Regions from separate parts of the Homo sapiens genome. Here region 1 is linked to region 2. Evidence: chromatin contacts called from ENCODE POLR2A ChIA-PET data. All regions are on one chromosome and are shown on one strand. The core of a region is the stretch at or near the end of the contact, and the rest is flanking DNA. Distances in the headings are between cores, read along the strand shown.

Region 1 (4,098 bases), core at 333-2,832, 940 kb before region 2:
GCTAATTTTTTGTATTTTTAGTAGAGACGGGGTTTCACCGTGTTAGCCAGGATGGTCTCGATCTCCTGACCTCGTGATCCGCCTGCCTCGGCCTCCCAAAGTGCTGGGATTACAGGTGTGAGTCACCGCGCCCAACTCAGAAGTGAACTTTTAAGACCTGGATAAGGAAGCAATTCATTCACTATCTGAGAGGCAGATGTGTGTGGTCTCTGGAAAGTGTGGTCTGGGAAGCCAGCCCATCTGGCTTCAAATCTTCAGTCTGCCACTTCCAAGTGTGTGACCTGGAGAGGGCACATGACCTCTCTGAACCTCAGTTTCCCCTTCTGTGAAATAGGGATCGTACAGCTCTGATCTCAAAGAGTTGTGATAAGAGGTAAATGTTACTATAGGAAAGCACTTAGAACGGGCTGACAGGCTGGGCGCAGTGGCTCACGCCTGTAATCCTGGCACTTGGGGAGGCCGAGGCAGGAGGATCGCTTGAGCCCAGGAGTTCGAGACTAGCCTGGGCAACATAGTAAGACCTCATCTCTACTAAAAATAAAAAATTAGCTGGGTTTGGTGGCGCATACCTATGGTCCCAGCTACGCAGGACGCTGAGGCAGGAGAACAGCTTCAGCCCAGCAGGTTGAAGCTGCAATGAGTCATTATCGGGCCACTGCACTGTAGCCTGGACAACAGAGCAAGACCTTGTCTCAAAACAAAACAAAACAAAAAAACAAAAACCCCAAACAGGCTGGTATATAGATCTATTCAGTTACAGTGACCTTCTATTACGGCTGTTATTATTTTATGATTGTTATTATTTATATGTATTATTACTAAGTTGCGGATTGCAGGGGTGAGACAGGGCATTCTGGTGGAAGGGGGCTGGGCTGGGGTCCCAAATTCTGATCCTGCCCCTTGCCAGCCCTGTGATCTTGGGTAGGTGACCTGTTCTCCTCTTTGCGCCTCACTTCCCTTCTTCCTAAAAGAAGCCAATAGGGTCATCTCTTGTGGCGGAGTGGCCTTCAAGAGTTCTCATGAGTTGGGTGCCTGAGCTGCATGGGCCTCAAACTGACAGGGTCAAAGCTCTGAGTGGGGGTGACTTGGACTCGTAAGGAGACACTCTCCTCCTTGTCCCTGGCCCGTGGTGAAGCCGCTGTCTCCAACGCACCTGTTAAAAGCAGCTTCCTCCAGGTAGGGGTGTGGCTGGAGCTGACGTCCAGAGGACCCCTCATCTCGTGTTCTGTCCAGGGACTGTGCAGAGAAGGTCTCCTCATCACACATGGGGTCTTCATAGACCTGTACAGTCGCGTCTGCAGCCCCGGCCTCACCCTGCAGGACCCTGCTCACGATGACCATGCCCTACCCTGGCCACTTCCCCACATGACTTACACCAAGTTGGCTGGGAAGTCACCTCCAGCCGCATCCTTCTCTAGCATCGGGTCAGTGGTGGTGGTGGGTGGGGACCAGGCTGGGACAGGGTTCCTGGGAAGGGGGCTCTGAGGTTTTGCTCTCATTCTCTCACCGTACAATCCCCGCCGGGAGATGGAGGGAGAAGCAGAATCGCCCGCTCCTATCACTCACATCAAAGGCAAGGAATGGCCAAAGGTCAACCTGGTAGGAGGTGACGGGGCTTTGGACTCTGAACCACAGCTTTTCTCCTCTGTAAAATGGAGGCGTTAATAATAGTGCCTGCCCCAGAGTCAGACAGGGCCGTGGACACAAGGTGCTTGGAGTAGTGCCTGGTCACGTAGTAGGCGCTCAACGAATGGCAGTCACTATGAAGTCAATGCTAATTATAATTTGGTGTCTAGGATGTCCTGGAGGCATGTTTAGAATCCCGTTATCAGGAGCTTGCTCAGACTATATCCTGAATTTTAGATTCTAGAAGGATAAGCTACACTAGCTACTTTTTCCTCACCCTTCTCACTCCCCAGGTCCATTCTTTCCTCCTCAAATTAATAATTATATTACTCAAACTAATAGCTGGTGTTTATTGAACACCTACTATATGCCGGACACAGCATTAACCTTGTAACAGGGTTGCCTAATTTGAATCCTCATAGCAACCTCGAGGGGTAGATATGAGCATCCCCATTTTCTCGTGGTGCACAGGGGCTAAGTAACTCACCTACCATCACACAACCGTTCACAGGGGCTTTCTGCCAGTTTTTGGAGGCACCAGCTCAGGGGCTTTGCATGAGCCGTTCCCTCTCCTTAGAACCTTACTCATGTAATCTCAAAGCTGACTGTATCTTATTATTTTGGCTTAATTCACACACATCACTCTATCAAAAAGGCCTTTCTTAATGCCTGCTGCAACTCAGTTCCCCACCTCTTTGCTAGCAAGCCACACTGTTTTGTTTTCTTTACATCATTTACCGCTATTTTAGATGATTTATTTATTTGTCCACTTGTATTATCTGTCTCTCCCTCCTTAGTCCCACCTCTCCGACTTGAATATCAGATCCAGGAGGGCAGGGATGTTGTCTGGCTTGTGGCTATGTCCCTAGTGACTAGAACAGTGCCTTGCATATAACAGGTGCTCAATACATGTTTTTGTTTTTGAGACGGGGTCTCACTCTGTCAGCCAGGCTGGAGTGCAGTGGCACGGTCATAGCTCACTGCAGCTTCAACCTTTTGGATTCAAGCAATAATCCTGCCTCAGTCTCCTGAGTAGCTGGGACTACAGTCTCACACTACCATTCCCAGCCAATTAAATTTTTTTTCTTTTTGTAGAAATAGAGTTTCACTATATTACCCAGGCTGGTCTCAAACTTCTGGGCTCAAGTGATCCTCCTGCCTCAGCCTCCCAGAGTGCTGGGATTACAGGCATGAACCACCTAGCCAGCCTACATGTTTTCTTTTTAGTGAATAAATGAATGAAGAGCAAGTGAGTGAAATGGGAGTGTTCAGACTTGAACTCAGATCTTTCTGACTTAGAAGCTCATGCTTTTCCCTCCCAGAGAGGTTCAGGTTCCACCCAGGGGCTAAGGTTCACCCATAAGTCTCTAATAATAGTCATTATCAGGTGACACAGTTATTTCTTTATTAGCATTTGCTAAAGTGCCTTTTTTATAGTTGGTCTGAAGGCCTCTGCTGGAGTGATTAGCTAGGTCAGGAGACCACTGTAGGAAAAAGTAAATATTTACGATGCAGTTAATAACCATTATGTTGTAAGGTTTCTGGGGTTTCTACCCAGCCAGTACTCTCTTGTATCCAGGTAACAGCACCTGGAGTTCTCTTTTGGAAACCAGCCTCCTCATGGCTCCAGGGAGGTGAGGGGCCCAGGACTGGCCAATCAGAGCACTTCATCCCCTGACAACAGTGATTTTTGGAGACCTGGGCGTGGCACTCAGAACAGGCCAAGGAGAAGCAATCTCTTACGGATTTTATTGGAACTCTGGGGAATAAAGCAATTTTTCTTTTTTCTGTTTTTAAATTTTTATTTATTTATTTAAAGACAGAGTCTTGCTGTGTTGCTCAAGCTGGAGTGCAGTGGTGTGATCTCTGCTCGCTGCAACTTCCACCTCTGGGGTTTAAGAGATTCTCATGCCTCAGCCTCCGGATTAGCTGGGATTACAGGCATGTGCCACCATGCCCAGCTAATTTTTTCATATTTTTAGTAGAGACAGTCTTTCACTATGTTGCCCAGGCTGGTCTTGAACTCCTGGCCTCCAGTGACCCACCTGCCTCGGCCTCCCAAAGTGGTGGGATTATAGGCGTGAGACACCGCACCCAGCCTAAAAGCATTTTTTCTTGCTTCCGGGTTTGCTGAGCTGAAGAGATCTCAGTGTGCAGCTGCTGGGGGCCATCTTTCTATCATGAGTAGAGAGATTGCCTAAAAACGAGGCCAACACATGTGAAAGCATAGTCAATGCACAGAAAGAGAGATTTCTAATGGCATCATTTAAACACCTAGATTCAGCTGTGCCTGATGTCCATACTGATCCTTCAGCTTGTGTGCTATGCTGGTCTGTGTATTCTCATTGTTTCCCCTGAAGTCAGTTTGTTTTGGGATTCAGTTACTTTAAATCCCAAAAGAACTTTGATTGAGGTCGGGCACGGTGGCTCACACCTGTAATCCCAGCACTTTGGGAGGCCGAGGCAGGCGGA
Region 2 (3,580 bases), core at 900-3,399:
TCATTTGCACCCAGATACTTCCTTCAGCCTGCTTTGTTTTCTCCAGTTTGCTTATCCCTCTCAGACAGTGAAAGATTAGATAACACATATCTGCTCCCCACTGTCAACACAACAAAAGGTGGGAACTTTGCTTTGCGTCCTGCTGTGCCCCTAGCTCCTGGACCAGTGCCCAGCACAAAGTAGGTCCTTGGTAGATGTTAAAGGAATGTGTTGAGCCCTCCATTTCGGCCAGCAGCTATTCCAGGCATTGCACCTACATTAAATTGCTCTGTTTAGTTAGATGCATCCTAAGACGGGGAGACAATTTTATCTTTAGTATTTTATTTTACTTAAAAAAAAAAAAAACTTGGCCAGGTGCAGTGGCTCATGCCTGTAATCCCAGCACTTTGGAAGGACAAGGCAGGTGGATCACCTGAGGTCAGGAGTTCGAGACCACCCTGACCAACATGGTGAAACCCCATCTCTACTAAAAATACAAAAATTAGCCGGGTGTGCTGGCGTGCCCCTGTAATCCCAGTTACTCAGGAGGCTGAGGCAGGAGAATTGCATGAACCCAGGAGGCGGAGATTGCAGTGGCCGAGATTGCACCACTGCACTCTAGCCTGGGTGACAGAGTGAGACTTCGTCTCAATAAATAAATAAATAAATAATAAAAAGAAAGAAAAAACTTATTATAAGCCTTTTCAAACCCACAGAAAAGGAGACAGAATGGCATAATATGCCCTTATATACTGATTACCTTTATATAATTGATACAACCATTTGGCTATTTTGCCTTTATTTTCTACTCAAGTATTTATTTATTTATTATTTTTTTGAGACAGGGTCTCGCTCTGTTGCCCAGGTTGGAGTGCAGTGGTGCAATCATAGCTCACTGCAGCTTCCAGTTCCCAGGTTCAAGCGGTCCTCCCACCTTAGCCTCCCAACTACCTAGGACTACAAGTACGGGCCACTGCACCCAGCTAATTTTATTTTATTTTTAATTTCTTTTGGAAAGATGAGGGCTCTTTATGTTTCCCAAGCTGATCTTGAACTCCTGGCCCCAAGTGATCCTCCTGCCTTGGCTTCCCAAAGCATTGGTGTTACAGGCATGAGCCACCTCATCTGACCTCTTCTAAAATATTATAAAATAAATACAGACATCAAAATGAAAACAAAAGAAAAAGAAAAAACAAAACAAAAATCCCCAAAACAACAACAACAAAAAATGCAGACATCAATAACATTCACCACTAAATACTCTAGTAAGCATCTGCAAAAACAAACAAACAAACAAAAACCAGAATCCCACCTAAGCATACAGCCATTGTCGTAACAGTGATATCTACTTTTTTGGCTGAAGTGTCTTTTTTTTTTTTTTTTTTTTTTTCTGTGAGAAGGAGTCTTGTTCTGTTGCCAGGCTGGAGTGCAGTGGCACGATCTCGGCTCACTGCAACCCAACCTCCGCCTCCCGGGTTCAAGCGATTCTCCTGCCTCAGCCTCCTAAGTAACACACACACGCCACTACGCCCGGCTAATTTTTGTATTTTTAGTAGAGACGGGGTTTCACCATTAAGTGTTTTAATGTAGGTGCAATGCCTGGAATAGCTGCTGGCCAAAATGGAGGGCTCAACACATTCCTTTAACATTTACCAAGGACCTACTTCGTGCTGGGCACTGGTCCAGGAGCTGGGGGCACAGCGGGAAGCAAAGCAAGGGTTAAGTGTTTTAAGTGTTTAAGAGATGCATATTTCAGGATGCATCTCTAGATAAGGACATTTTCCAAAATACCAGTATCCCTCCTGACAAAACTAACAAAAATCCTGTTAGCCAAATAATCAGCCACATTCATATTTACCGTCAAAGTTTTTATCCTCATTTTACAGCAGTGGAGAGCGATTGCCCCGGGTCCCACGTTAGGAAGAGAGAGAACTGGGATTTGCACCCAGGCAATCTGGGGACAGAGCTGTGATCACAACTCCATGAGTCAGGGCCGAGCCAGCCCCTTCACCACCAGCCGGCCGCGCCCCGGGAAGGGAAGTTTGTGGCGGAGGAGGTTCGTACGGGAGGAGGGGGAGGCGCCCACGCATCTGGGGCTGACTCGCTCTTTCGCAAAACGTCTGGGAGGAGTCCCTGGGGCCACAAAACTGCCTCCTTCCTGAGGCCAGAAGGAGAGAAGACGTGCAGGGACCCCGCGCACAGGAGCTGCCCTCGCGACATGGGTCACCCGCCGCTGCTGCCGCTGCTGCTGCTGCTCCACACCTGCGTCCCAGGTAGGGGCTGGGTCCCGAACGCCTGCGCCTGGAACAGGGTCTAATTGAGGGGGTTGGGGGTTGTCAGAGGATGAGTTGGAGGAATGCGGTTCAGTCCTCAGCATCCTCCCTAATCAAATAATAGTAATTCTCGTGCTTTGTGCAACGCCACGCGGCGCAGTACCTGGCACTCAGTAGCTAAGGAAATATTAGTGGAGCAAAGGCATTTAGCTTTACATAATTTAGTGAGTGCTTTTTTTTTTTTTTTTTTTTTTTTGACAGAGTCTCACTCTGTCGCCCAGGCTGGAGTGCAGTGGCGCGATCTCGGCTCACTGCAACCTCTGCCGCCCGGGTTCAAGCGATTCTCCTGCCTCAGCCTCCTGGGTAGCTGGGATTACAGGCGCCTGCCATCGCGCCCGGCTAATTTCTGTATTTTTAGTGGAGACCGGGTTTCACTCTGTTAGCCAGGATGGTCTCAATCTCCTGACCTCAGATGATCCACCTGCCTCGGCCTCCCAAACTGCTGGGATTACAGGCGTGAGCCACCGCGCCCGGCCCAAGTGTTCTTTTTTTAAATGGAGTTCTTCGAAGCCTCTTCCTTGCAATTTCAAACTAGGCGATGGGACTTTATTAATTTCGTTTCGCAGAGGAAACTAGGGCACAGAGAGGTTAGATAACTGGCCTAAAATCACACAGCCAGTGCTTGAATACGCAGGATCTGACCCTGCAGCGCCCCCCAGCGCTCTCCACGCTGCTGGGTCTCCCCCTCTGAGAAACGGGGGGACAGGACCCCCTTTTACAAAAGGCCCAAAGGGAGGCTGACTGAGCGGCGCAGAGCCAGTGCTGGAGACCCGGGACTGTCCCTCAGGACCTTTCCCTCTCACTGAGGCGACTCTCACTTACTTCCCCGGAAAATGTGGGGGGCTCTGGGTCGAGGAATTCGAGAAGGAACTGAGTCAGGGCGGGTGGCCACAGGGTGTTGGGGCCGCGATGAATAACCCGGAAAGCGCTCGAGACCGCGGGAGGCCGGGAATGAGTAACAGCTCCGGGATACTCCGAACGCGCAGCTGGAAAGGGATGTCCGGGAAGGCCCGGAGGTCGGGGACCGGGCCTAGGGACTGGGCTGCAATCTCGGGGCGGAGCCTGGGGCGGGGAGAGAGTGTCGGGGAGGAGCCAGAGGGCGGGGCTGGAACCTCAAGGAAGAGCTACGGGAGAGGTTACAGACCGAGGAAGAGCTAGGAGCGGGGCTAGAACCTCGAGGCGGAGCCAGAGGGCGGGGTTATAACCTCGAGGCGTAACCAGAGGGCGGAGTTATAACCTCGGGAGGAGCTAGAAGGTGGGACTAGACT

The links. ChIA-PET counts read pairs that join two places held with the same protein, here RNA polymerase II (POLR2A).
Region 1: POLR2A ChIA-PET joins it to region 2 with 10 read pairs in A549. The contact joins the promoter of IGSF23 here to the promoter of PLAUR in region 2. POLR2A ChIA-PET finds 5 or more read pairs at or near these places in 3 of 52 experiments (A549, activated T-cell and naive thymus-derived CD8-positive, alpha-beta T cell).

Annotation. Positions count from the first base shown.
Region 1 is chr19:44,611,047-44,615,144 of GRCh38, reverse strand. It overlaps IGSF23 (immunoglobulin superfamily member 23), which reads right to left and starts at 1,582. Exons shown (of 5, transcript NM_001205280.2): 1 at 1,375-1,582. The coding sequence starts at 1,499. RefSeq lists an enhancer at 1-170.
Region 2 is chr19:43,668,738-43,672,317 of GRCh38, reverse strand. PLAUR (plasminogen activator, urokinase receptor) reads left to right here and starts at 2,149. Exons shown (of 7, transcript NM_002659.4): 1 at 2,149-2,252. The coding sequence starts at 2,198. LOC124904724 (a long non-coding RNA gene) reads right to left here and starts at 3,554. Exons shown (of 3, transcript XR_007067264.1): 1 at 3,135-3,554; 2 at 1,838-2,292. RefSeq lists an enhancer at 2,081-2,380 and silencers at 3,301-3,380, 3,421-3,580.